2 separate regions of the Mus musculus genome follow, and region 1 is linked to region 2. The links are chromatin loops, found by intact Hi-C in ENCODE. Cell type or tissue: heart. All regions are shown on one strand.

Region 1 (2,500 bases), 51 kb after region 2:
ATAGAGTGAGTTCCAGGATGGCCAGGGCTATACAGAGAAACCCTGTGTCATGAGAAATCAACCAACCAACCAAAAATGAAAAGCAACCACCACCAACAAAACAGAAACAAATCAACAACAACAACAACCCCCAGACTCAGTAAGGAACTCCCTGGATCCTTAGCAGTTAGCCTAGCATAATCCAGGCAAATGAACAACCATGACTCAGAAAAACAGGATGAAATGATGGAGGTGTTCTGAACACAGACCTAAGGTTGTCCTCTAGTCTCCACATACATGAAAACATATGCACACATGCACACATGGATTTGTGCATGACACATAAATGCTCACACACATGTACACACACATGTGCACCCATGCGGACACACTTACACACATGATAAAGCTGACCTGCTTTCCTGGGAAGCTACTTTAAATTTCAGTGGCTGAGACATAACCCAGGCCAGTTATTCCAGAATCTTTGACGTGGTACCTGGTCATTGGTATTTTCTTAAATCCCCCAGGAAATTCTTCTCTGCGTGCAGGTTGAAAACCACTACACCACTAGGGTCCATGCTGGCCCTAATCATAGATGCGTTTTCTCCTACCAAGCCTTTGGAACTCAGTCAAGAGCTAGGTCAAGAATTGGTCTCAGGAGCCGGGTGGTGGCGGCGCACGCCTTTCTTTAATCCCAGCACTCGGGAGGCAGAGGCAGGTGAATTTCTGAGTTCAAGGCCAGCCTGGTCTACAAAGTGAAAAAAAAAAAAAATTGGTCTCAGGTTGGCTTTGTATTTGCTATAGAATTCTGGTCAAGTTCCTTCCCTCCTCTGTTTGAGCAAAACAGGGCTCACAGAGATGGAGAGATGACTCAGCAATTAAGAGCCCTGGCTGCTCTTCCAGAGGATCCAAGTTCAATTCCCAGTACCACATGGCAGCTCAGAGCCAACTCTTAACTCCAGGTCCAGGAGATCTAGTGCCCTCTTCTGGCTTCCATAGGCACTGCACACACTGCACACTATGTGATATACAAAGATATATGTGGGCAAAACACCCATACACATAAAATACAAATAAATTTTAAGCAAAGTTTGTGTTATGTCAGTGGTTTGCCTACAAGGGTGGGGAGTGAGAGGTGAGGGTTGGTGGTGAGCATGTATTTAAAGTCAACTGGGAGCATTTTCAGAAATCCAAGTGGGCAGCTCAACTCAGAAAGTTGAGAGCAACCTGTGGTTTCCAACGCTGCCAGCGTGAATTATCCTCTCTCGGTAGGAAGCGTTCAGTGGAATCTTGTGTCGAAGTGAATGATTTTTTTTTTTAAACAAGTAACTGCAGCACTAATTATTGTGGCATTTCCTCAAATTCCCATCTGTGCGGCTTACGCTGTTTTGCACTCATGCCAGCAACAACTAAACCTTCTTGTTTAGCAAGAGCCTCACCAGTAGGATATACTGTGAGGTGGCTCAGGGTTTCGCTAGTCTGATCAGTGAGAGGCTCAGCCCAGTAGCATTGCTCTGGGTGTCTCCCTCCTGAGAAGGGCTGAGTGTCTTCTCAGGGTTAAGATCTGTTTGTTTTCCTCCCATAAACCATTTTGTTTGGTTTTGGTTTTTTCCTTCTCTGAACCTAGAGTCCCATGCACACTGGGCAAGCTCTAAAAGTGAACTGCGTCCCTTAGTCTTTCATTTGTCTTTTTATTATGAGACAAGGTCAAAATCTGTCAGGTGGGCCTTGGGTTACGATTCTCCTGCCTCACTGGGCCTGACTTCTATGCTCTTTCTTGTATTCCTAACCCGCTTTCCTATTGCAGATATTTCCCCCAGCTCATTGCCTATTTTTTAATGCACGCGCGCGTGTATGTGTGTGTGTGTGTCTGTGTCTGTCTGTCTCTGGGATGGGAACTGGGGCTTTGTGCTCTGCCCCTGAGCTGCACAGCATGGATTGCTGTCCTGTTTTGTGTTCCATGCAGTGTTTACCCGTGTAATCAATGCATTGATTCCCCTCCCTCCAACGCTTCTGGGTTTTTCAATCCTCGTTTGTTGCTAGTCTCTCTCAGTCATTTTCAGAAATGATCGAGTCTCCTGTGCTGTTTATAGTTTTCTACCCGTATTTTGTTTGTTAGTTAGTCTTCATCCTGTGTTCAGGGTCCTACGAAATGTCACTTCCCGTGAGGCGGAGACTTGCATGCAGTTTTAGAGACAAGCCCCTTTGGCTGTGAGGGAGTGAGTCACATCACATAGATGGCCTCAGCTGGAGCTAGTGGGGACCTGGGATAGTCTTTAGATGTGTATTCCACACAAGAAGAGCATATAAAGCGACCCCCTTGGCCAGCAAGCACCACTAAGAATGGTCCTCAGCCTGGAGGGCTTTCTGCCCACAGCATCCTTAGCATCTCATCTGTCTAGCTCACTGCTATGTGCTCTACCCTCTGAGATTTGCCCGGGAAACCTCTGATGAGCGGATGAAAGACAAGCGTCAGCCATGAAAACATACATACATGTGACATCTGGAGTGAGCAGGATGT
Region 2 (2,500 bases):
ACTGCTCCCTGCGGGCCAGCACTTCATTGTTGAAGGTCGCACAGGGGTAGCTTCCGCCATGGTACAGGTCTCCGTCCAGCCACAGCCCAAACTGGCCACTGAAGAGAGAGGGAACGAGCTCTGGAGACAGCTCTGTAGGTACAATGTCTGTTACTCGGGCACGAGGACCTGCCCCCAGCACCAACATAAAAAGCCAGATAACATAAAAACCCTAGCACAGGGAGGGCAGCACACGGGGCCTAGGCCGCTTCAATGATATGGTGGAGATGGACTGTGGAGGACATCTAGTGTCAGCCTCAGTTCTCCATATGCGTGTGCATGCACGCACACACGGGGAATCTCGGCACGGTTGTGCCATGTGCTAGGCCTCTGTGACTGGCTGCCATCACCACACGACCACTGTCCCTCCATCATGGCTGTTCTCATCCCTTCCAGCTCATCAGGATTTGGGGCCTCCTCATGTGCTCTCTAGCGTACAGGGCATTTTTTTAAACAAGCCATTGGTTTTAATAACTTACACAGTGGTCCAGCTATCACCTCAACCCTGTTTTAGAACATTCTCATCACATTTGAAAGAGAACCTGGGCTGGAAGCAGGAAGTGGATGGGTAATCAGCGATGGCCGATGTGCCCTGTGTCCTGCTGCCCCTCAGTGGAGCTGAGCTGATAGAGGAATGCTTTTATTTTTACCTTCAGGGTATAACTTAATGTGCTTCCACATAGGGCTCACCCCAGGGTGAGAACAACCTTTGTTTTTTCCTAACTCCCACGCCTGCCCCCAAACTCACAGACTGTGTTCTTAGCCAGATGCACATCTTCTATCAAGCCTTGTCCCATGGGACTCGGAACTCTGGGACTTCCCCATCTTGTGACTCCTCGTTCCCAGTCACGTCACACTAAGATGTCACTAAGCGTGTGATGGGGATGGGCTGGTTGAGTGTGGCCATCCAGGCATGAGACGTGGTGCTGATGCCAAAGGGCATTGCAGTCTGCCTGAGAGGAACACACCTTGCCCATTCTACCCTTGGGAAAGGGCCATGGGCCACCCCAGGATGTGGGGGACAGAGACACGCACCTTCCACTGCCCATCATCAGTGAGTCCAGGTCTCCTTTCACAAAAAAAGAGTTGTGCCCTGTCCACTTAAAGACCTGAGTGAAGAGGAAAAGGAAAAGCGGGGTCACCTCTGAGTGCTGTCGTTGCAGGCTGACTCCAAGCCACATGGTGGCAGTGTTGTGTAGGGACTGGAGGCTTCTGGACCCAATGAGTTCCAGGAAAGACTGGGCTGCCAGGCCTTAATATTTCCATTTCCTTGGTCTTCACCCCTTATGCCCTCTGCCACAGATCCCCTGCATCCTGGCAGTGCCAAATAAATGCTAACAATCAAACCTCCAAAGCTTCCTGCTTTCAAAGCTAGAAAGAGGGAGGCAGCTAGGCCTAGAGCTGGAATGGAACTGCCTTTAGACCACCCTATCTGACCTAAGACTCCCCGTGAACCCCTGTGAATTTCCGTCCCACTATCTAGGTCACAGCCTCCTCCTGATCTCATGCCATATACTTCCCACAACCCTCTCCATAGTGACCTGCGTGGCCCACCAACTTTAAATCACACTATATGTCTTCTACCTAAAGCCTTCTGGCACCCCTCCACTGTGAAGGAGACAGAATTCAGTCCTCCAGCCAGCGTGCACCTGCCCCCATCCTTGCTTTCCTCCGTGCCCTCTCCTCCCCTTAGGTACTGCACCTGAGCCACACTGGCCTTCCTTTTCACCAACACCTGAAGGTGCTCATGCCTTAGGGCCTCCCTACGTTCAGACCCGTCTGTCCACAGACCTCCCCAACCCAGGCTTTTCTCCCCAAGGGTCATTTCTTACCCTACAGCCTGAGTGCCATTGCAGAGAGCCCCTGATTGATTTCCCTAGGCATCTACTAGCTCTGAGACAGCTCCATTTGAGCAGTGCTCGCTCGCCTTGTCTGCCCCGCTACAATGTAGTTCTAGAACGCCCTGGGTGCCTTGCCACACTCATGAATTAAAAGGACGAAGACTAAAGAACCAAAATAGGCAATAAAGTTGCTTTTAAAGGGCCCCAAAGTCCAGTATGTTGCTTCCTGTAATTCGATGTCCCAATCACAAGGAACAACTCCTCTTCCCCAACCCCGGAAGAATAGAAAGGTAAAGGCCAGACTGTGAAGGGGTGCGAAGGGGTGCGATAAAGCTAAGGAGTCAGCACAAGAAGACGGGACTTCTGTATCAATTCTGCACTTCCTCTGCTGTCTTCAAGGACGTGTCCTTCTGATTGGAAAGAGCAAGATAAACATTGCTACGGAAGAAACTAAGACAAAGTTCCACGTGTTACTTGGAGTAGCAGTTACTTGTGCAATTACTGGGAACTCATAAAGAGCTCGGGCCAAGACACAGGCAAGAATCAAGTTTTTCAAAGTATGGGATGACCGTGACCCCCTGGAAGTAATGGATTTCATGTAATAATATTTTTTTTTAGCA

Evidence for each region. Peaks named below come from ENCODE experiments on the same cell type or tissue, not always from the same donor. Only the 100,000 strongest peaks of a DNase experiment are listed, where the experiment ranks them.
Region 1: it touches region 2 in a loop (2.4-fold over the local background); 21 of 42 quality-filtered maps call a loop at or near these places.

What each region holds. Positions count from the first base shown.
Region 1 is chr2:157,042,610-157,045,109 of GRCm38, reverse strand. All of the region lies in intron 3 of Soga1 (suppressor of glucose, autophagy associated 1), which reads left to right. Among named protein-coding and RNA genes, the nearest start is that of Soga1, 35 kb to the left of the region's middle. In heart, a CTCF peak has its summit at 977 (motif pointing left); no DNase peak of the experiment used is centred here.
Region 2 is chr2:157,093,944-157,096,443 of GRCm38, reverse strand. Tldc2 (TBC/LysM associated domain containing 2) reads right to left here. Exons shown (of 6, transcript NM_001177439.2): 5 at 1,075-1,148; 6 at 1-98. Among named protein-coding and RNA genes, the nearest start is that of Tldc2, 8.2 kb to the right of the region's middle. In heart, a CTCF peak has its summit at 1,209 (motif pointing right); a DNase peak (open chromatin) is centred at 1,213; H3K27ac peaks cover 1,157 bases.